Linked DNA regions of Mus musculus: regions 2 and 3 are each linked to region 1. A link is a loop called in an ENCODE intact Hi-C map of the cell type or tissue named here. Cell type or tissue: left cerebral cortex. All regions are shown on one strand.

Evidence for each region. A loop is a pair of places that touch in the nucleus more often than their neighbours do. Peaks named below come from ENCODE experiments on the same cell type or tissue, not always from the same donor. Only the 100,000 strongest peaks of a DNase experiment are listed, where the experiment ranks them.
Region 2: a loop joins it to region 1, with 2.0 times the contacts of the local background. A loop is called at or near these places in 23 of 42 quality-filtered maps.
Region 3: a loop joins it to region 1, with 3 times the contacts of the local background. A loop is called at or near these places in 5 of 42 quality-filtered maps.

What each region holds. Positions count from the first base shown.
Region 1 is chr5:123,628,597-123,636,596 of GRCm38, reverse strand. Clip1 (CAP-GLY domain containing linker protein 1) reads left to right here. Exons shown (of 24, transcript NM_019765.5): 9 at 5,428-6,372. Among named protein-coding and RNA genes, the nearest start is that of Clip1, 52 kb to the left of the region's middle. In left cerebral cortex, CTCF peaks have their summits at 4,764 (motif pointing right) and 7,921; no DNase peak of the experiment used is centred here.
Region 2 is chr5:123,681,979-123,689,978 of GRCm38, reverse strand. It overlaps Clip1 (CAP-GLY domain containing linker protein 1), which reads left to right and starts at 5,618. Exons shown (of 24, transcript NM_019765.5): 1 at 5,618-5,727. In left cerebral cortex, a CTCF peak has its summit at 4,970; DNase peaks (open chromatin) are centred at 5,148, 5,467, 5,971, 6,630 and 1 more place; H3K4me3 peaks cover 2,934 bases; H3K27ac peaks cover 3,043 bases.
Region 3 is chr5:123,926,060-123,934,059 of GRCm38, reverse strand. Denr (density-regulated protein) reads right to left here. Exons shown (of 8, transcript NM_026603.4): 7 at 6,923-7,062; 8 at 5,228-6,810. The coding sequence ends at 6,766. Ccdc62 (coiled-coil domain containing 62) reads right to left here and starts at 3,371. Exons shown (of 13, transcript NM_001134767.1): 1 at 3,200-3,371. The coding sequence starts at 3,361. In left cerebral cortex, CTCF peaks have their summits at 929 (motif pointing right), 3,609, 3,823 (motif pointing right) and 7,315 (motif pointing right); a DNase peak (open chromatin) is centred at 3,399; H3K4me3 peaks cover 1,356 bases; H3K27ac peaks cover 962 bases.

The sequences.
Region 1 (8,000 bases):
CAATGGTGTGGTTTCCAGGTCCCACTCGCCCTGAGATCCCAGCAGTTCTCTCAGCATAATTGTGTTGCCATCCTTTCTTACCTTATGAGCTGGTAAAGAACAAATTCATTTAAGAATAAAAACAAGTCCCTTATATCTGGAGTTTAACTGTCCTCTTGTCTGATCTCCTTAATTGGCTTGTTTCAGAGGGAGATCTTTACTAAACACTGGCTTTGTAATCTCAAACCCTCCCCTCTCCTCCACAGAGAGTTAAGCCTTTGAGAATTCCCAGTTGGGAGGAAGTTAGTTTCTGTGGCCTTGCTCTGCTGTAGAGAACCTCACCAGAAAGCATCACCCACTTCTGCAGACACCACTGCTGGGTGCCTTGGCACTGGCTTCTAGAGCCTGTTTTATTTGTTCATTTATATATAATTATTTTCTGAGACACGGTCTTATCCTATAGCTCAGCCCTCAAACTCACTGTGTTAGCCCAGGCTAGCCAAATATTTGCCGCAATCCTCCTACCTCAGGCTCAAAAGCACTGGGATTATAGGCTTAAGCCACTGTAGGCTAAAGCCACCATAGGCAGCCCAGATTCTTTTTTTTCTTTTTTTTTTTTTAGATTTATTTATTTATTACATATGTATACACTGTAGCTGTCTTCAGACACTCCAGAAGATGGCAACAGATTTTTGTTACGGATGGTTGTGAGCCACCATGTGGTTGCTGGGATTTGAACTCAGGACCTTTGGAAGAGCACTCAGTGCTCTCACCAGCCGGCTTTTATTACACATTATTTGCCAGGCCCAGCAGTCTGCTCTGAGGGCCTCCTGAGTGCTTGAAGACTGTGGCATCGTCTTCCCCATCCATCGTGAAAGGGTGATGATCTTTCTGAGGGCCAAGCAGCCTTGTGAAGTCCCTGAGTCAGCGACATACACTTTAGTGTCAAGTAGCCATTGTGGGGGAGGGGAGATGATAGTTAGGGGGGGTATTAACTATGCTAATTTGTGCTGATAAACTTCACTTATCAAGATAACATATCTTTGGCTGCATGCATCTGAAACTTCATCCTGCCTCATGTGTCCTCCATGTTTTTCTTTCTCAACAGACTAGCTCCTGCCCTGCTCCTGCCTCCCTCCTCTGTTCATAGTGCCCGCCCTCACTCCCTCCGTCCCTGGCAGCTCCATCCTCTTTCTCCTTGTTACTCTTTCTGTTTGTCCCATGGCAGAAAATACTGGTGGCTCGGCCTGCATGCCGCTCTCTCTCTCTCTCCTCTCCTCTCGTGCTGGCATGTGATGGTGGCACTGTGTGTTCTTCTCCTCTTCCCTTTTACTAACAGACGCAGACCAAACTGGAGCATGCCCGCACTAAGGAGCTTGAACAGAGCCTGCTCTTTGAAAAGACCAAAGCTGACAAACTCCAGAGGGAGTTAGAAGACACTAGGGTAATGGCTTTCACTATTTCCTGAAGCAGCGTCACGAGTGTGAGTGGTGGACACGTCGGGCGACAGGCGACTGGCCTGCTGTCAGTCTGAGCCTTGACCCAGTGGTTCAGCCTGAGTTTGGTCTCAGTACTGCTCAGGTATTGGGGAGCATAGAGTGATGAGCAGGTTGTAAAGCATTTTGTCAAAAGTAAACTTACCCGAAATCAAGATCAGAAGCCTTCTACCATATAAACTCCATGGGTCTCTACAGCAGGACTTGAGTTGTCCTTCAGTTCTCCTATTCCTAGTTACTGGGTTTTCTAAATAATTTATGCTTTTTCCTGCCTTTGCCCTGGCTTGCTGGGAAAAAGAAATGGAAACATTAGCTCATTTTTTTTTTTAAATGAGAATTGAACTTTGACCCCTATTATCTTTTTCTTTTTCTCCACTCACTTCTCCCCTCAATGGCTGAACTTACATCTCCTTCCTTTCTGACACTAGATTAAAATCTCAGCGATTAGGAAGGTCAGATGTGTGGGGGAAAGAATGACTTCTTTTGGGGCCAGGGCTTCGGCCCTCTTGTAATTGTTTATATATTAAAGCACCTATCGAGTTGCCATGTCACTCATTCTACGTGCTTTGTAAATATTATTCAACTTTTTCATCATCCTTGGAAGTAGATTGTATTATTATTGCCTTTTCTGTCGACTTTTGCAGAAAGTTTAAGGTTTCACAGCTAATAATATAATAATAGAGGAGCCAGAAGTGCCTTTTAGGTCATTTGGCTCCAGATTCTGTCCTCATAATTACTATAGGAATCTTTTGATTTGTGTTAAAAGAAATAATCAGAATCACTCACATGTAAAAAATAATAAATATACATATGTATATTCATATATGTACCTGTAAAATCATGTTTGACCATGATTGGCCTTTAAAATGTCAAAAATTACTTTGCATCTATCTGATCAAATTTGTTACCCTGACTTTTCTTTGGAATCAATAGTATTTGTAGAAATTTCTTCTGGTGTGAAATCACTGATGTAAAAATCTAGACAATGAATAACCTCCCTTTTCTCAGTCACATCCCTTAGTTTTCTAATGAAGAGGAAAGGGTAGCGAGAGAGCGCACTTGTCAGGGGTCTGCTTTGCAAGCCCGAGGACCTGGGGTTAGTCCTCGGAATCCATGTTTAAAAAGGCCGGACATTGCGGTTCATGCTTGTAATGCCAGCCCTGGGGAAGCAGAGACAGGCTTCCTGAAGCTTTCTGGCCAGCTAGCCAGGCCTGTCTACTTGGTAAACTTGAAGCCAGTGAGAGACCATGTTTCAAAAACACACGAAAGAGCCCAAGGAAAGTCACTTGAGGTTGTCATCTGGCTAATATGTGTACTTGTGGACATATTCACATATATACAGCCACACAAACCTATGCACAGACAAGCAGGTCTTCAAATCAAAGAATAAATGAGTCAATAAATAAAGCTGGGCATAGTGGCTCATACCTGTAATCCTAGCCCCTGGGAGGCCGAGACAGGAGAATTACCCTGCCTGAAAAAAACAAAAGCAAAAAGAAAACGGTTCCACTTGGCCTCAGAAATGAACATGTATTTGGTAAGAAAAAGAAAAAAGAAAAAAAAGAAAGATGGAGAAAAGAGTAGGTACTACTTTGGTGCGAAAGACTTGCTCTGGGAAATCCAAAGGACTTAGGAGACAGAGGCCCTTGATATAACTGAAGTAAGGGAATACACATTTTTTTTACTTCTGAATTCTTCTCCCATGTCTTAGACAGCAAACAGATGCAATGTTTTCTGGTTTTGTACTAAGGTATCCCTTTAGAGCCATTTCGAATTAGAGTTTACAGCCATCTGTAACAAACAATGTCTTCTGTTGGCCCTCACTCCTACTTTGCCACATGTGAAAAGAACCAGTGGTCCACCGGCTTCTCCCATCACCTGCAGTCCTTTTCAGGAGGCATTTTAGAATTCCTCCCTAGCCTCCTTATACCCAGCTCACCTGGGGCGGTAGAAATCCGAGCACGAATAAGAAGCAGTTGCTGGCTTTTATGGCCATAAACCGGCAGGAGAATTGTGACTGAGGGCAAATGCTGGGAAATTTCAAATAGAAGTGTCAGAATGCCACACAGAGAGCCACCACCCTATTGCTTTTTACTTGGTGTTCTCTGAATTTGACAGTTCCATTGTGACCGGGAACGGACCTACCGGTAGACTTTGGTTTATTTATGCTATGATCTTGTGGCAAAGGGCTTCATTGATGTTTTATATATTAGTTGTAAGAAATTGATGGACCTCTCCTCCCTAGAGACCGGAATATAAATGAATTAACGTGTTTAATCTGAGACATTTATATAACTGCAAAGGCCCACAGCTGTAGTCAGTTCCATAATAGCTAGTGACTGTGTGGTGCCTCCCTCCTTCTTTCCTCTTGGACATTTATATTGCTGAGCATCACAACATGCCGGGGCAAACATAGGAAGCAGAGGACACTTGTCCTGTGTTTTCTGTCCCTATCCAATGTGGGCAGGAATCTGAAAGTAGGAAGAGGCTGGTTCTTGAAATCTGGGACCACTGGTATTTTAAAACTGCTTGTATTCCCTTCTACTTCCCAGGTTAGTTAAATGATCTTTATGTCCTTAGATACCACTTTCCACATATTTTTTGTTCCAAACTGAGAGCCTAGGAAATAGCAGTAGAAAAAAAAATGTTTGTAGGATGAAAAGGCACAAGATGACGAAGTATTTTTTCCCCTAACTCTGGAGTATTTATTTTTTAAAACCCCAGAGCTCAGATAGGATCAAAGTATGTGGAGGTAGCAAGTGTGCAGCTTAGATGTACATTCTTCTCGTGTGTGCACTCATGCTGAGAACCACTGGGTTAGGGAAACAAGATGCAAACATCAGAGTGCAGACACAATTAAAAAAGCCACAAAGGGGTCTGTGTGCGGGAGGCTAATGTATAACTACTACAGGTAAGTGAAGTTTTAGTGACAGCTACAAAGTCAGTACATTTTCTCCCTTATCCAACGGGGTGTTTTAGTCTACAGTCAATACATTGCTCACTGAAACATGGGGAATTTCAGACCTTGTATATCTGCTATCTCTCAGATGTAGAGTGCAAGCCACATAAACAGAATCTTAAGTTTCTGATTGATAACTACATGAAAAGTTACTGGTGAAATTAATTTGAATAGTATATAAAACCCAGTCTGTTTAAAATGTTATTTTATCATACAATGACTATGAAAATCTTAAGATATTTTATGTCTGTTTCTCTCTGAGTTTTCTTTTTTCTTTTTTTAAGATTTATTTATTACATTTATATGAGTGCCCTGTAGCTGTTTTCACACACACCAGAAGAGGGCATCAGATCCCATTACAGTGGTTGTGAGCCACCACGTGGTTGCTGGAAATTGAACTCAGGACCTCTGGAAGAGGAGTCAGTGCTCTTAACCGCTGAGCCATCTCTCCAGCCCTCTCTCTGAGTTTTCAAATCCTGATTTGTGTCTCATGGCACGGCTTGCTTTAGATGAGACACCTGTGGCTAATGACTGTGTGCACAGTGGGCTTGAATCGCTCCTCAGGTGGAGTAGCACCTAAAGCGCTCCTGAAAGCAGTCTGGGTAAAGGCAACAGAACAAACTGACCAAATGAGCAGTCTTGCTTCCAGGAGGCAGGCAGATTACTGAATCTCTTATTTGGAAGCTACTGTCTCTGTTAACTTCTTATCAGTTAATGAGAACTTCCAGTTTAAGCTTCCTTAGAGTTGAGACAGATATTGTTGGAGTGAGATAAACTCAATATCCACGTGAGACTTCAGCACGGTAGGAGTTTGTTGACGATTATAGTAATTATGCAGTAGAGTTTCCGGAATTGAGCTTAAGCCATTATCTCCCTGTGCGAGCCCGAGACGTTCACCCTTACATGTGATAGGCGGGCTCTGCTTGACTCTGGGTGTTTGGTAAATAAGGAAAATCATCAGTGCTCTCTGTCTCTTATGACCGCTGTTAATAGGTGGCTACCGTCTCAGAAAAGTCCCGAATAATGGAACTAGAAAAGGACCTAGCATTGAGAGCACAGGAAGTAGCTGAGCTCCGAAGAAGGCTAGAGTCCAGTAAACCTCCTGGGGATGTGGATATGTCTCTCTCCCTTTTGCAAGAAATAAGTGCTTTGCAAGAAAAGCTAGAAGCCATCCATACTGACCACCAGGGCGAGATGACTTCTTTGAAGGAACACTTCGGAGCTCGAGAGGAGGCGTTTCAGAAGGAGATCAAGGCTCTGCACACGGCCACTGAGAAGCTTTCCAAAGAGAACGAGTCCCTGAGAAGCAAGCTCGACCACGCTAATAAGGAGAACTCCGATGTGATAGCTCTATGGAAGTCCAAACTGGAGACCGCCATAGCATCCCACCAGCAGGCAATGGAGGAGCTGAAGGTGTCCTTTAGCAAAGGCATTGGAACGGACTCCGCTGAATTTGCTGAGTTAAAGACACAGATAGAGAGACTGAGACTAGATTACCAGCACGAAATAGAAAGTTTACAGAGTAAACAGGACTCTGAGCGGTCTGCTCATGCTAAAGAGATGGAGACCATGCAGGCCAAGCTGATGAAGATCATTAAAGAGAAGGAGGACAGCCTGGAGGCCGTCAAAGCGAGACTGGACAGTGCAGAAGACCAGCACCTAGTGGAAATGGAGGACACGCTAAACAAACTGCAGGAGGCGGAGATTAAGGTAAAGGAGCTAGAGGTTCTGCAGGCCAAGTACACTGAACAAAGCGAGGTCATTGGTAATTTTACATCGCAGCTCAGTGCTGTCAAAGAAAAGCTCTTGGATCTTGATGCGCTTCGGAAAGCCAATTCCGAAGGTAAACTGGAGCTCGAGACACTTAGACAGCAGCTTGAGGGAGCTGAAAAGCAGATTAAAAACTTAGAGACTGAAAGGAACGCTGAAAGTAGCAAGGTTTGTATTGGTATCTCCCATCCTTTTTTTCCCCCTTTTTCATTTGTTATTTTCATTGTTTGTTACTTTTAAGTTGAAGTCATTCATCTCCAAAACGCCTGATCTAACGTGAGCTGTGTGGTGCATCCACTCGAGTAGAATACTCTCTGAGGCTCTCAAGTGTGGCTTCTTCCGAGGAGAGCAGAGCAAGTAATGGCCAGCCGTGTGAATTTTAGTTTCCTATTATTTGGAAACTTTATCTGCTACTTTATCTCCTGGCCATGATGTAAACTCCTATTTAAGCTTATACTCTCTGTTTAAAATAGAGCTGACTTCCTAAAACAGTGATGTAAGGTTTAAGGGGGGGGGGGCTGAGGAGGAGGGAGGGAAGAAGGGAGACAGACACACAGACACACAGACACACGCTCAGGCTGGGCCTGGTAGTACATGCATATAATAAATACTTAGAATGATAAGGCAGGAAGTTTGCCAGTCCAGTTCCAGGCCAGCCTGGACTACATAAAGAGACCCTGTCAAAACAAAACAGAAACAATCAACCAAAACAAAAACCACACTGTAAGTTTATTTATTCCCTTTCTGCCCGCATCATTCCCTGGCTTATAGGGTTATTTCTGTATTAAAGTAGAACATGAGCTCTGGAGAGCTTCTTAACTGCTGTAGGAGTCAGCATGCTGTGCTAAGTAGTGCTCTCACCAAGTTAGGCCAGGAGCCCAGAGCTATTTGCATTGTTACCGTACTTTTATGCCACAATGAAGAATCCCATTGTGATAAGACGCGACCAAGACTACTTATAGAGGGAGGAGCTTATCCGGAAGTTGTAGTTCAGAGGGTGTGAGTCCCATGATCACCCTGGCAGGAGCTTGGCAGCAGGTAGGCAGAGGTGGTGCTGGAGCACGAGCTCCGTGAGCATGGGTTGAATGAGAGACTTTGAAACCTCAAAGCGTGCCCCCACCCCCCATCTATCATATACCACCTCTAACAAGGCCACTTCCTAATCCCTTTCAAAGTTTCACCAACTGGGGATTAGGTAGTCAATATATATGATCCTGTGGGGCCATGCTCATTCCAACCACCATACCATCTAACCTTTGCTTTCTGGAGGTGGCAAGAAAACTGAGGCTGGGTCTCACTGTGTACCCCAAGCTGCCCTTAAGTTCCTGGTCCTTTTGACTTTTCCTCTCAAGCGCTGAGATTACAACATGTCTCACTATGTCCCTGTCCCTTGTGGGCTTTATTTTTGTTATTTGTTTGTTTGTTTGTTTGTTTAATACAGGGTCTCACTTTGTAGCCCAGGTTGGCCTAGAGTTGGCTTTATAGCCTACGCTGGCCTTGAGTTCTCAGTGGTCCTCGTATTTTGGTCTTCCAAGTACTGGGATTACAACAGACATGCCTCCCCTCCTGGGGCTGTTCCTTTTTGTGTGTTGTTTGGGGAGTTGGGAGACTAGACAAGTGTGTTGTTTGTCAAGGATTAGGAAACTAAAGCGTCCACATTTCCTGTTATCCAGCCCTGTCAAATGTCAGCCTCAGTTCCCCAAGATACTCTTCCCCAGTCCTGCCCCCAGTGGAGGCTCTGGGACTGATGATGAACGGCTTTTGTGGAAGAAGCTGTTCTATTGACAAAGAAGAAA
Region 2 (8,000 bases), 53 kb before region 1:
CCATATGTAGGGCATATATAGAGGTCAGAGGACAACTTGTGGGAAACGCTATATGGACTTTTTGTTTGTTTGGTTTTGGGTTTTTTGTTTGTTTGTTTGGTTGGTTGGTTGGTTTTTGGAGACAGGGTTTCTCTGTGTAGCCCTGGCTGTCCTGGAACTCACTCTGTAGACCAGGCTGGCCTCGAACTCAGAAATCCGCCTGCCTCTGCCTCCCGAGTGCTGGGATTAAAGGCGTGCGCCACCACTGCCCGGCTATATGGACTTTTATGTTATAGAACAGAAGTGAGTTATGAATCACTGTTTACAGAATATACTGACAGATAATAGCAGGGTAGGGACTGGGGAGGACGACACATCAGGGTAGGAAATAGATTCTTTAAGATTCCTATTTAGCTTTTGGGGTTTTAGAAACTAAGGTTTAGAATATTCCAAACAGTCTCCTATTCATTTTTTTGTTTTTTTGGTTTTTTTTTTTTTTTTTTTTTTTTAAGAGCTAGTCTTTTTATTTGTTGGGTCCTAAGACTTCTTTGTATGCTCTTTTTTTTTTTTTAATTTATTATATGTAAGTACACTGTAGCTGTCTTCAGACACTCCAGAAAAGGGCGTCAGATCTCGTTACGGATGGTTGTGAGCCACCATATGGTTGCTGGGATTTGAACTCCGGACCTTAGGAAGAGCAGTCAGGTGCTCTTACCTGCTGAGCCATCTCACCAGCCCTTTTTTTTTTTTTTTTTTTTTTTTGGTTTTTCAAGACAGGGTTTCTCTGTATAGCCTTGGCTGTCCTGGAACTCACTTTGTAGATCAGGCTGGCCTCTAACTCAGAAATCCACCTGCCTCTGCCTCCCGAGTGCTGGAATTAAAGGCGTTTGCCATCAAGCACGGAGGTTTGTTTGGTTTTGTTGTTGTTGTTTGTAACACACACATATTCATATGGGTCCACTTCCCTGCTAGTAACGCCCTAAGTTCAGTATTCGACACTACAAATGAAGATGAAAATACAAGCTATTTCCCTTTTAAATCTAAACTCCTTAAAACAGTCAGAGATGGGAGTGTTAACTTTAGCAGCCTGAAACCTCACTTTACAGTTGCAAAAAGAGCCCGTGAAACTAAAATTAATTTCCTCACTCCAGGTGCCAGTTTGTGCTTTGACACTTCGCCTGAAGTGTGAGGTGAGGGTGGAGGTGCTCATCCTAGATGCCAAGGGAATTCTCGGACCTTAAGGCCTGCTGGGCTAAGTGAGGTGCCCGGTAGGAAGGAAGTCATCACCTATGGTACCTGTTATGCTCTTTAGTAGAGTGATAATTTTTTTTCTTTTTTTTCTTTCTTTTCTTTTTTTTGGGGGTTTGGGGGAGAGAGGATTGTTGTGTGTAGTCCTGGTTGTCCTGTAACTCTCTTTGCAGACCAGGCTGGCCTTGAACTCAGAGTTCTGCTGCCTCTGCCTCCCAAGTGCTGGGAGTAAAATTGTGTGCCACCACCACCACCATCTGCTAATTTAACAAATGGAAATACAGGGTCTGAAGAGATGGCAAAATGCTTACCATGAAAGTATGAGAACTTCTGCTCCATGCCAGCACCCACATAAAAAGTCTTGACTGCTAAGGTAGCACCTGAGACATGACCTTGGAGGCTGCCTTCTGGCCTGCACATATGTACATGCCTGCACATACTCACGTACTAAGCTCACTCACAATTTTTTAAAAATTAAAGCAAGCAGGGCAGTGGTAGTGCACACTTTTAACCCTAGCATTCGGGAGGCAGAGGCAGGCGGATTTCTGAGTTCCAGGCCAGCCTGGTCTACAAAGTGAGTTCCAGGACAGCCAGGGCTACACAGAGAAACCCTGTGTCGAAAAAAAAAAAAAAGTAAACAGAGTAAAGCGGGCCTGATGGTGCATAGCTATAATCCTAGCCTTTGGGAGGAAGAAGCAGGAGAATCAAGAGGTTCAAGGTCTTCTTTAGTTACATAACAAGGACCAAGCTAGCCTGGGCTAAATGGGAGTCTATCTCAAGCTAACAAATCAACAATTGGCCAGATATCAATATATATATATATAGACAGGGTTTCTCTGTATAGCCCTGGCTGTCCTGGCACTCACTCTGTAGACCAGGCTGGCCTTGAACTCAGAAATCTGCCTGCCTCTGCCTCCCAAGTGCTGGGATTAAAGGGGTGCGCCACCATTGCCCGGCGAGAGGATACTTGTAGGAGCTCATACACTTCTTCCTCTATGTGGGACCCTGTGATCGAATTCACATCACCAAGCTTGGCTGCAGTCACCTTTTTACCTGCTGAGCCATCTCATTGACCCTGTTATTTCAGCTTTATATTTCAAATCAATTAAGAGACTCATCGGAAGTAAAACCTAATGCACAAGGGTGTCTTCTGTTCATCTTCCAGTCAGTCTTCGCAGCGTTCACCAGTCCTTTATCACTACAGCTTGGTGTCACAAGGAGACACTGCTATGTTTGACACATCCATACTTCCCCCATACAGATTTCCCCAGTCTTGCCCATACTCATTAAAACAAGTGGGTGCCTTTAGAGAAAAGTTTAAATAGTTTTTAACATGTAGAAATGCATTGCACTTTCGTATCGTGCCTTCCATCCCACCAGTTGAAAATCATTTCTGTTTCTGTTTGTGTTCTTATGAGTAATGCTGCCAGGAATGTTTACTTTGCTTAGTTTGAGATGGGGTTATCACTAGAGGAGCCCGCCTACCCTAAATTTAGAAGTTGCTATGTAGCCCAGGCTAGCCTAGGATGTGAAATCCTCCCATTTTCACCTTCAAAGGGATGGATTTACAGACACTTGCCCTCACAAACAGTTTACCAAGATGTTTGTTTGCTTGGTTTTTGTTTTTGTTTTATATATTTTACACACACACACACACCATATGTGTGTGTGTATATACATATATATATATAATTTTTTTTGAGACAGGGTTTTTCTGTGTAGTTCTGGCTGTCCTGGAACTCCATCTGTAGTTGAGGCTGGCCCTGTCTCTGGCTCCTGAGTGCTGGGATTAAAGGCGTGTACTATCACTTACCACCAGGCACACCCTGGCAGTTGTATAGCATTTAAAAAAAATGTTATGTTCATTGCTGTTTTGCCTGCATGTATGTGTGTATGAGGGTATCAGAACTCTGGAACTGGAGTTACAGAGAGGTGTGAGCTACCATGTGGGTATTGGGAATTGAACTTGGGTAGTCTGGAAAAGCAGCCAGTGCTCTTAATCTCTGAGCCATTTCTCTAGCCCTGCAACACATGTTTTAATTTCTCTTGGGACTATACCTCTGAGTATAAATGCTGGATCACATGGGAACTCTGTTTAACATTTTGAGGAACTGTACTGTGAATATACTAAGTGTTAAAAACATGTATATTTACTTAGCTGTTATGTGACAGGGTCTCTTGCTGGTGTAGAACTCACGAGGTAGACCTATGTGGATCTCAGAGATCCACTTGCCTCTGACTTCCCAGTGCTGTGATGCTGGGCTAACACTCTCAGTCTGTTCCCGATTTTTGACTATATCAAATACTTCTGCTGTAAACAAACAAACAAACAAACAAACAACCCACTTCTGCTGTGAATGCTGTGAACATGTGTCCCCATGTACTTCACTGTGTTGGATGTTGTGGAAGGAGGTCTCAACTTTTTGTGTGTGTGCACTCAAAAAGATATTCATTGATCAGAACTACTGCATCAAGCACCAATTTCACAGATATCCTGCCTTACTGGATTTTTAAAAAGGCACAGGATCTTAGATATGTGATGGCAACCTTATAAGTGACTTTGGTCACCCTCCACATTGTAAAGCCGTCTGTACTCAGAGCCCTAGTCTATTGAGAAGGCCTGGAGTGTAGTTTGCAGGATGGTGCCTACTGCTGTTCTTGGTTAGCTGAATGGAGCTTTTGTGGTCATTGGCTGGTTCTCTTTGAGAGCTCATCCTGGGATTCTAAACAGCAGTTTGTCATTCTCTCATCATTTCCACTTTTTTTTTCTTGGTTTTTCAGGACAGTGTTTCTCTGTGTAGGCCTGGGTGTCCTGGAATTCGTTCTGGAGACCAGGCTGGTCTTATATTCAGAGCTCTCTCTGCTTCTGCCTCCTGAGTGCTGGGATTAAAGGCGTGTGCTGCTGCCACCCCAATACATTTTTACTCATCGCCAGGATATAGCCCTGGATGGTATGTAGAGCAGGCTAGGTTAACCTCAAGAGATTCAGCTGCCTCCCACTCCTGAAGGCTAGTATTGTCAGTGTGCACACCAATAGGCCTGGCTGCTATTATTATTATTATTATTATTATTAAATATTTTATTTATTTGTTATTATAAATTTTATGACAGGGTTCTATGTATACTCTGTGTAGCTCTGGCTGTCCTGGAACTCAGGAGGCAGAGGCAGGCAAATCTCTGTGTTTGAGGCCAGCCTGGTCTACAAAGAGAGTTCCAGGACAGCCAAGGCTATTACACACAGAAACCATCTGGAATAACCAAGAGAGGAAAAACAGAGTTGAATTGTACTCAGATCAGCGGGTAAGTATTGCTTGCCTAAGTAGGAATGAATTCTGGGTTCCCAGGGTACTCTCACCTCTTGACCTTGGAGCTCACATATCAGGCTCAGGTGGAATAATAGATTATTTTTGTGTGTGTGTGATTTAAGGCTTAAATGGACAGGAGGGTCTGCAGATGAAATTTACTTTGTGCATTTCCAGTGGAGTTCCCTTCTTGGGCTCTCTGAGGTGCCTGTTTGCCCAGACACAATGGTGTTTTAAATAAAGGTCAAGAAGGGAGGTCGCCCTTCAGAATATTTCCTCCTTGGCCCCTTCTCCATCAATACTGAGTCACTGCAGAAACCTGGGCTTCCAACAGCTGCAGATTTCTGCCGGGAGCTGCAAAACTTCTGGGGTTGCCATGGTCCATGGGAGCGAAATGCTGGCCGCCCTCTGCTAGCGCAGCCCTGAGCCGGCTGTTGCAGCGTCCTCTCCAGTCCCTTTCAAAAGCTTGACAAGGGGATCCCTGCTTGGGGAGGAGCCCGAACGGGACATTAACCTGGGCTTCTGTCCAAACGACTGGGGCGAATAAAAGACGCTTTTCTTAAACTAACTGGGCTGCAGCCCTGGGCTCATCTCAAAGGATTTTTTTTTTTTAACCCCTCAGTGATTTCCTGGAGAGCAGAGACCGTTCATCCCAAGCTGAGCTTGCCTATGGGCATCTCCCTTCCAACTTGGGGCAACGGATTTATCACCCTGCTCTAGGCGGGAAAGGGAGGTCAATGAAATCAATCAGCTCCCCCACTCTCCAACCGCACCCCATCCCATCCCCAAACGGCAGGCTGCGGTTGGTCCAGTCTACGGGTAGCCATCCGGGGTGACTTGCATATTCTGGGCACACTTGGCTAGGAAACAGGGAGAAGCCTGAAATGCCAAGGCACCCGCGTCTGCAGGCCCTTCGGTCCGTCCCCCGGCATCTTGCTCCTTATCGTGGAGGATTTAGGGGCTCGCAAGGGGAGCAGGCAGACAAAGGGGCGGCAGGGGAGCTCGCGGGCGGCAGCGGCCCGGGCACGGGGAGGGGCGGCGCGGCGTCTTCTCCCGGCCCCGCGGCGGCGGCGGCAGCGCGTCACGTTCTCTTCCCCGCCCCGAGCCGAAGAGCCGGGGAGGCGGGAGGCGGCGGCCGCGGCGGCTGCTGCTGCTGCTGCTGGGAGGCAGGTGACGGCGACCAGCGGCGTCCCAGGCGGTGAGCGAAGCGCGGGCCCCATCTCCATCTCTCCTTCCTCGCCGTCCCACCCGTTCTCCCTCCGCTCCTTCCCGCCGCCCGGGGATCCGGGAGGGAAACGCCGGGAGGGAAGGCTCGTCTCAAGCTCCCGCCACGCACCGGGACGGCGGCCGAGGAGCCGCGGACGCACCCGGGAGGGTGGCGGGCGCGGGGAGAGCGTGGCTGCGGGGAAGGCTGGCTGCGTGCGAGCCGCGCGCGTCCGGGCCCTGGCAGCCGCGGCCCGGGGCCTTGCCTGCCTTCCTCCCGCCGCCTCAAGATGGAGCGTGGACTCCTTGTCCCTGCGCCGCCTCGGGAGCCGTTCTCGGAGGAGCCCGCGTCCTCTTCCCCAGCTCTTGGAGGGGGAGGTTCCGGGGACGGCTCCGTCGCTCCCAGAGGCCGCGGGTCCGGTTCGACCTGTTGCCCTGGACGCCTCCCGCCGCTCGCCATCTGGGCGAGCTTTCCTCGGGCAGGCCCGGGACGCCGGGTGGCCGGCCGCGAGCCGGCATGGAGGGCGCCCTTGCCCCGTGGCGCTCGGGCTCAGCCCGGCCCGGCTCGGGCCCCGGTTCCCGGTCCCTGGCTGTTCGGCCCCGGGCTTTTGTTTTCCTTCAGACCCCTGGAGCGTGATTCTCTGTGAAGGTAGAAGGGCGAAACAGGGTGCCAGATCTCTGAAATCACCGCTGCCCGGTAACCCGAACCTGCCAGCGCGGTCGGGGGTTGGCGCGGAAGACAGATGACACTTGTTCGGGGTTGGGGGTGGGGATGGGGTGACTATTTTAAAAGCAGAGAGCCTTGTGGTTTGTCTCGAACCTGGAGGTGTTGCGTTATTGGGGAGAGAACAACAGAATATCGGATTAATTTATTTAATTTTTATTTATTTTTATTTTTTTCTGAGTCTGGAGTCCTGCCCTGACATCCCGTAGTCTCTCCGCTTCATGTGGCTTTTCCCATCTGGCAGAAACCGCACACCACCCCCTTCCTCCCTGCCCAGCCCCACCTCTCTGGTATGAAGAAATGACTCGTTAAGTCTGGAATCCACGTGCATACCCATTTTTTAGCAAAAACTTGCCAACTACTGTTTCTATTTATTTACTTATTTATTTATTAAGACAGTGGATATGTTTCTGTCATTTCCTTGGTTTTTTTTTTGTTTTTGTTTTTGTTTTTTTTCATTTTGGTGTGAGTCGGCAGTCTAGCCTCTTCTAGGCCCAGGACTGTGTCTGTCTGTCTGCTTGGGGCTCTGTTAGTATTTATGCGGTGGTGCTTTGGTGATTCTCATGCTAGGATTTTATGATTATTATTCCTAATTGTGGCTCCCAGTTAGGAGAGCCGCGTTTGGCTTCTAGGCGTAATGATGCTCTTTTGCAAGTATCCTCAGGACTGTTGCTCCTCAGCCTTGGGGCATTTCTTCCTCTTGAAATAATAACAATTAGGGTTTATGGAGGGCTCCTTCTGACCGTGCTCTGGGCAAGTGCAGAGTTTTGTTTTTGTTTTTATCTCATGTAATCCATCCAACCTAGGGAGGTTGCTGTCATCGTCATTTTACAGGGAGGGCACTGAAAGGTCAGAGTCACAGCCAATACGAGATGTTGTCAAGAACTGTACCTCAGTCTGCTAAGTTAGTTTGTTAGGGCAGTGAATCAATGGTAAAAGGCAAGGCTGGACGTTATGAAAGCCAAGGAAGTGGGTGATTGCTCAGCTGAGAGCCTGGGACTCTTGCTGAGGTTCAGAGGAAGTGGTTAGGCTTCCTCCTAGGCCTGGATTAGAGAGGTAAACATTGAACCTGGGTGGGAACTTTGGTAGTATCTCTGAACATGAGGATTTTGCTATTCTCAGCTCTTTCAGTCATTGCTGAGCACGAAAATAAGCCAACCTGGTTCTTGTCTTTAAGAAATTTAATACATTCTAAAAACTAGTATTTTTAATTTTTCTTTTAGTTTTGGTTTTTCAAGACTGGGTCTCTTTGTGTGGCTTTTATTGTCCTGGAATTTACTCTGTACACCAGGCTGGCCTTGAACTCACAGAAACCAGTTTGCCTCTGCCTCCTAAGTACTGGGATTGAAGACGGGTGTCATCACTGCCTGGCTTATAAAGGAAACTTTGACTTGAAAAAGAAACAAACATAAGAGTCAGTGTTATTAGTCATGGCATGCCTGTTATTTCAGTATTGGTGAAGTGTTACGGACCCTTCGATGGCTGCTTATGGAGCTGTGGTCTGTCTGTGTAATGAGCTCTATTCAGTTTGCACACCTCAGATA
Region 3 (8,000 bases), 300 kb before region 1:
GGTGGTTTTGAATGCAGATAAACCCAACACCACACATCAGCCACAATATACTTTCCAAACAGTTATTCTGTGGCCATCTCTGAACTGTAAAATTTAATTTCACCCTCTTTTAAGGACAATATATCAAGTTACTTCTGTTTAAAGCAAGTTCAAGCCTGTCGCACGGTCTGCCTCTCTCATCTTCCATCGTACAGTACACAGTCCTTAGAGAGTCAGAGGACTTCCAAAGCCTCTGGCTAAACCCACTCACTCAGCTTCTGCCTTCCCCGCCCGTCACTGTCAGTGTTCCTGTTCTGGTCAGCAATGCTCTGCCCTTCTGTGTACTCCAGCACACACGCATGCGCGCATGCAGAAAAGTGCGCTCCTGCGCACACACCTCCTGCTGCCTTTGTGTGTGTGTGTGTGTGTGTGTGTGTGTGTGTGTGTGTGTGGTGCTAGAGCTCAAACCGGCATTAATGAGCATGGGATCTAACTTCCGAGTTATATTCCCAATCCTTGGCCTAGAAATTTTGGGGAAACCAAGGAAAGATAAACATGAAATAATTGTGTTTTTTTTTAACAATATTATAGTCAATTCTTATCAAAGAATAGGAATTTTAATCTATAAGAAAATTAAGCTAGATGTGGTGGTACAACTCTTTAGTCCCAGCACTACAGAGGTTGGAGGTAGGTGGATCTCTATGAGTTCAAGGTCAGTCTAGTCTATACATCAAGTTCCGAGCCAGCCAGAATTACAGTTGGACCCTGTGGCAGCAGCAACAACAAAAAATATAAACAAACAAACAAACTAAACTCTAAATATTAACACATACATTACTGAAATACATTCAATCTATCAAGGGCAATTTAGTATTTTTTTTCAAGATTTATTTATTAATTATGTATACAGAGTTCTGCTTGCATGTATGCCTGCAGGCCAGAAGAGGGCACTAGATCTCATTACAGATGGTTCTGAGCCACCATGTGGTTGCTGGGAATTGAACTCAGGACCTCTGGAAGAGCAGCACTCTTAACCTCTGAGTCATCTCTCCAGCCTGGAAATTTAATATTGTTGCTTGTCATACACAACATATATAATTAAAAACAGGGCAAAGGGGATCCAGAGGACATAGGTTTGATTCTTAGTCCCCACATAGCAGCTCAAAACTCTAGTTCCAGGGGATCTGATGCTCTTTTGGCCTCCTTGAGCACCAGGCACACACATGGGGTACAGACAAACGTACAGGCAAAACACACACACACATATATAAAAGAAAAAAATAAATCTTAAGAAAGGGTGGGAGGGTTCAGTATATAAAAGTGCTTGCCTTACAGCCTGGCAATACGAGTCAATGCCCGGAACCCAGGTAACAGTTGGAGGGAAAGAAGTTACCAGCTTCCCAAAGCTGTGCTCAGACTTCTGCATGTACGCATGTGCTACGTCTACATTACATGTCATATACACCCCCCACACACACACACCCACACACACATACACACACATAATTTAAACAATAGGCCAGGCATGGTGGTGCTTACAAGACAAAAATTACCTATAATCTTTCTTGGTTATTATTATCACTATGTTGTTGTTGTGTTTTTGAAAGAACTTCTCTGTAGAGCCCTGGCTGCTCTAGAACTTGTTCTGTTGACCAGGCTGGCCTTGAACTCAAGACATCCGCCTGCCTTTGTCTCCCAAGGGCTGGGATTAAAGACGTGTACCACCAGCATCTGGTTGTGACTAACCGTTTTAAAGTCCAATGTATGTCACGTCCTATCAACCTGAATCTGGAGTTGGCCACATCATGGTTATATAACCTTAATGAGGTTACCTGGCATCTCCCACTCTCAGTCTTTACCCGTAAAAGGGTAACGGCAGTACTCTTAGACAAATGCCCTATCACTGAGCAATATCTACAGCATTTGTTAATTATTGTTACTTCTGTGTATGAGTGCTTTACTGCGTGTTCATCTGTGTATCTTGCAGGCTCAGTGCCTGTGGAGGTTGGAAGTTGCTATCAGAACTGCTGACATTAATGAGTAACAATAGGGGGGCCCTGGGAATCAAACCTAGGTCTTTTGGAAGAGCAAACGGTTCTCTTAACCAACCATCAAACCATCTCTCTAACCTCCACAGCCTTTTATGGAAATAACCTTTTGAGACTTAGTCTCACTAAATTGCCTTGCCCAGGGGCTCACTCTGAGTCCTTGAAATTTCCAGACTCCACAATAGCTGGAATTACAGACCTATAGTCGTCATAAGTGCCTGGAGTATAGTAATCACTCAGCATTAGCTATCATTATTATTATTAGTTACAGTTAGACAGGGCCTTGCTATGCAGCCCTGTCAGTTTTGCAAACTGGCCTTGAACTCACAGAACTCAGATGCCAGCCGGGCGTGGTGGCACATGCCTTTAATCCCAGCACTTGGGAGGCAGAGGCAGGTGTCGGATTTCTGAGTTCGAGGCCAGCCTGGTCTACAGAGTGAGTTCCAGGACAGCCAGGGCTATACAGAGAAACCCTGTCTTGAAAAACCAAAAACCAAACCAAACCATACGGTACAGAATTATGTTCTGTTTTTGTGTAGGAAAGGTGGGGACTGAACTCGCCCCATGCGTGCAAGACAACTCTACCACCAAGCTAAGCGTAGCCCCCAAGTTAAAGATATTTAACGTTGGGATATGACGGCTCACACGGATATTCTCAGAACTCAGGAGGCAGGGGGAGTTCAGAGCGATGCCAGCATGGTCTACCCAGGGCGTGGAGGGCACGACAAGTTCATAGGGCAGTCATGTATATGATTTCGGACAGTACTTTGAAAAAGACTTATAATGACTTTCAGTTACTAGTACCTAAATACACACACAAAAGAACTTGGAATTCCAAGTCACAGTACCTGGATTCCAGTCTATTAGGGGTGGCAGCGGGGGGAGGGGGGGACGGGGCTCAGTGGAGGTAACCAGGTAATAAACCCATCATACAAAAAGTGTTCGTGTCACCCTACACTGATACGTTAAGTGCAATCCTTGGGCAAATTCACTTTCGAGACTGTCAATGGGAAGGAAGAAGTCGGTCCACTCGCTAGGCTACTGTTAAATAAGCGAGGGAGGGCAATGTCCCTGCCAACGTTCAACAGCAGCGCTCCGGTGCTCGTGCCTCGTCGCTGGGTCCCAGCTAGGGCCGGCCTCTCGGCGCCCTGTCCCGGGGCGGCGGCGCTCACCTGGCGCCGGTATAAGGTCGCCGAAGGGTTCATGGATGACTCCCCCGCCCCCAGAGAGAGTTGGTGCCAGCAGCGGGTCACCTCCGAGACGCCATAGGCGCACGGCCGCAGCGGCGGGGGCAAAGCCACAGCCCAGGACGGCGCGCCCTCAGAGCTACGCATGCGCGCATGCGCACTCAAACCGCCGGGCCAGCCGGCGGGCCGCACTCGGACGTTGCGCAGGAGTGATGCTCTCGCGAGACTTGCGCCTGTGCTCGCTCGCGGATCAAGAACGTGAACCTATATTCATTCCCACGCCGGAAGCCTTCGGCCCCTCTAAGGTTCCCAGAGCGTCGCAGCGGGAAAGACGAAGTGAATTAAAAGCCGTTTCTAGGTCCCAGTGATCCTGGGTCCCTCCCTGTGGATGTTTAGTCTGAAGAACCGGGCCGGGCTCTCAGCACTGGTCTGAACCAAGATCATTGGAGACAGAGGGTCTGCCAGTCAATCGATCATCGATCTGCTCTTAGTAGTGATGAGAACCGTGACATGTTATTATTTTTTAAAAAGATATTTTAGTAATTATATCATTAATATATATAATATATTTACTATATGTAAGTACACTGTAGCTGTCTCCAGACGCCCCAGAAGAGGGCGTCAGATCTCATTACGGATGGTTGTGAGCCACCACGTGGTTGCTGGGAATTGAACTCAGGACCTTCAGAAGAGCAGTGAGTGCTCTTAACCACTGAGCCATCTCTCCAGCCACATTTACCATAATACTGCTGGATCCCGCGGAGAAACGACGGAGACCTACGGGAATTCTGGGTCTCATTATTTCCATGTTTGTGCATTCCCGCATCAGTGCAACTTCCAGAGTCTCCCTCCAGAGGCCTTCCATCATCACCTTTGAGGCAGGTCCACCACTTATGCCAGAAGGGCTATCCAGCCATCCTCTTCCCAGGCTCTAGGATTTCGGCCTTTCGTTTTATGGTTGTTAGGGAGTCAGAAGGGGGTGGGGGCAAGCAGAATAACCCTGGACCCTAAGAGCTATTTCCACCCAGGCCTGACCACCTGAGAATTATCCTAGGATTCCACAGTGGAAGGAGAGAATTCAAAGTTGTTTTATCTCTGCACACCAACACACACTCACACCAAAATAAATGAACTTAAAATTATATGTGTGCTAGGGATCGAATCTCTGTCACCATCAGGATGCAAACTCTTTACCACATGCTACAGACCTAATAAAAATGTAGCAAATGAGTGGCGCACACCTTTAATCCCGGCACTCAGAAAGCAGAGGCAGGCGGATTTCTGAGTTCAAGGCCAGCCTGGTATCTACAGAGTGAGTTCCAGGACAGCAAGGGCTACACAGAGAAACCCTGTCTCGAAAAACTAAAAAGTAGCAAATGAAAAAGCAAAAAGATTAAAAAACTAGCCAGGTGTTGATCACACCTTAAATCCTTAAATCTCCGGAGTCAGAGGTCCTAGTTCAAGGCCAGCCTGGTCTACAGAGCAAGCTCTAAGACAACCCAAACCCAAAACAAAACAAGATTATGACAATTAGAATTAAAATCAACCTTTAAAACTAGGGGGAAGGTTAAATTTCAAGTGAAAGGAAAAAAGTCACATTATCAATAAGGGCAATTTTAGACTACTTTCTAGCAGTAACACCTGCTGATGATAAGGATAAGGGTTGAAAATGCATTTTTCAAGAACTGTTTCAGGTCTGGAGAGATGGTCTCAGTGGTTAACAGTGCTAAGTGCCATTCCCAGCATGCAAATGGGCAGGCAGCTCACAGCCACCTTTAACTCCAGCTTCAGGGGCCCCTACAGGTTCTTCTAGCTTCTGTTGGCATCGTACCCAAAGGGGGCACAGTCTGTGGACACTGACCTGTCTTCCATGAACACCGAGGGTGTAGTACCTATACCAGGACTCTTACAGCACCAAGAAACCACCACCAGAATACACACTGGATAGCCATGACTGGTGCACTTGATTTGCCAAATGTCCCCACTTAGCCAAATTCAGTTAGCGAAGAATTTCATTTTTAACTTCACTCTTATTTTTTTTTAATATTTATTTATTATATACAGTGTTCTGCATATATATCTGCATGTCAGAAGAGGGCACCAGATCTCATTACAGATGGTTGTGAGCCACCATGTGGTTGCTGGAAATTGAACTCAGGTCCTCTGGAAGAGCAGTCAGTGCTCTTAACCTCTGAGCCATCTCTGTAGCCCTTAACTTCACATCTTTATTACACATTTTATTCTAAGACTTTAAAGCAAACAAAAAAAGCATCCTTTCATTCAAGGAAGGATGTTTTCACATAATGATTTCGTGGACTCTACATTCTTGAAGGAATCTTTAACAACTTGTGTTTGTGACGCTACAAGCATGGTAGGTAAGCACTTCTGCCCAGCTACATATATTCCCACACTTAAGGCATTTAAAAGATAAAAGACTTTCACATGTTAACACCTGATTTTCAAAACTTAAGTTCACCCGATTCATTAAAATGACTAGTTTCTCAGTATGATAGTTTAATTGCTATTTCCCAAACTATAGACTGAAAACAGATAGAAGCTGTTTTTAACTGGTTAGAATTTTACCCCACGGTAAATAGGCAGAGTAAGAGTTCCTGGCTCTGCTGAGCATCTGTCACTCCCAACAGGAAGAATAAATGTCTAAAACAAATTTGCAGTCTTAGTCAACATCACCAAACAGGTTCCTAATATTCTTGGAAAAGGCATTTTCAAATATATAGTATCCTACCACAGGCTGCACCATTTCTGTACCCAGTCTGTACTATTTATAAGCTCCAACATTGTAACATTGCCTGGCACCCTCATCCATGAGTTGTATCAGGACTTGCCCTTAGCTTATGATAGTGTTGAAGTGGTTTACTGGGTCAAACAGTGCACAGGGTTCTAAGGCGTTTAACACACTGTACCAAGTAATCTCCAAACAGCTTGAGCAAACCTACCCACCCTGTGACAAAGTGGACTTTTGCTAATGAAGGAACTAATCCAACTAAAAGTCCATTAGAGTCTCACCAACCAAGGAGACACACTTATAGTAAGGAAATGAAAGACAAATTCTTCTGTGAAGTTTGCTCAGCTCTCTACCCGTAAGCTAACCAACAGAAACTTCCCACAGAGAAGTGCCAGTGCTTGCCCAGCATGCACGAGGCCCTGGGTTCACTGACAGCACTGAGTGGAGGGACAATCTAGAGTGTTTTTCTAAAAATGAAAAGTTAAAAAAGAGAAAAAAAAAAATCAGTACCAAATGACCAAAATGTTTTATTTGACTAAATTCAGAGTCATGCATAAGCATGACAGTCTCTCTCTCTCTCTCACTTTTCAGACTTTGGCAATTTAAAAAAAAACAAACCAAACCAACCAACCAAGCAAGCAAGCAGCCTTGTACGGAACAGTGAGGACGCCGAGGACGAGGAGTCGACAGCTTTACTGTAGGGTATATATACACACAAATGTACATATGTATATATTCTGAAAGGCCTCTCCTCTGCTGGCCGTGTCAGCTCTCAGGTCACAGTTAGAAACACATGACTTCAGGATCACTTCTTCACTTCTCCAAGGTCTTCAATGCTGTCGTCATCCACCTAGAAGACACAGGTGAAAGAACTTCATGAATTGTGGCCAAAACTAAGAAAGAAAGGAAATGACTTGCTTTAAGAACCTGCATCCATGGGCACACGCCGCCTGTGCACTCACCTCTGGCCACTTTTCCTGAATGACGTCAATGATGTCATCTGTGAAGTCTCCCTGAATGATGATCTCGTCCTCCCCTGTCACTGAGGCACCGCACGAGAATTTTTGAGCAAAAAATCTTTGTGCTTCTTTGAGATCAATTTCTGTTTCAGTTTGTTTGTTTGTTTTAGAAAAAGAAAGGGCGAGAGCATAATTGGAATCGTAAACAAAGGTATTTCTTCATTTTGAAATTTCATCTACATTTTAAATCCATTTAACAGATGGTATTAATGACCTCCTCCCGCCCCACCAGGAGTAACTAAAACTCCCACAGGCAAGAGGGCTTAACATGAATTATTTTAAATGTTTGTTTGTTTATTATGTAGGAGTACACTGAAGCCGTCTTAAGACACACCAGAAGAGGGCATCAGATCCCATTGCAGATGGTTATGAGTCACCATGTGGTTGCTGGGATTTGAACTCAGGACCTCTGGAAGAGCAGTCAGTGCTCTTAACCGCTGAGCCATCTCTCCAGCCTCATAACATATATTTTCTAGGTCATATAGTCTCAGTACATAAAACAGCAGCATCCTCCACACTATTCCACCACACAGTAAGACCAAATGGCTGGGTATGGTAACTCACACCTTTAATCCCAACACTCAGAAGGCAGAGGCAGAAGGATCTCTGGATTACAGGAGAGTGTGGTCTAACAGTGAGTTCAGGATATCCAGTGCCACAAAAGAAAGACCATGTTTAAAAAAAAAAAAGAAGAAAATCCAGGAACATATTACTTCCAAGCATCATGCTTAATTAAGCTCTTTATAGTAGAAAGACTAGAAACAGAGAACCAGGCCTTTATATATCTAAGCCCAGATGCATCGAGCCTTCCTGTCTCAGCTTCCCACGTGGCAGTATTATAGGTATGCCATCTCAACAATTTAAATCTAACACCTGAAGGCTTTGAACAAACCTTCACACCATTACCCACCTTCCCTCACCTCTACTGCCAAATCTTGGAGATGGGCTAGTTTTCAAACCTCTCAAAAAAGGCTGGTAGAAAAATAGGAGCAGTCCTGGGCAGTATTAAATTCTATCTACC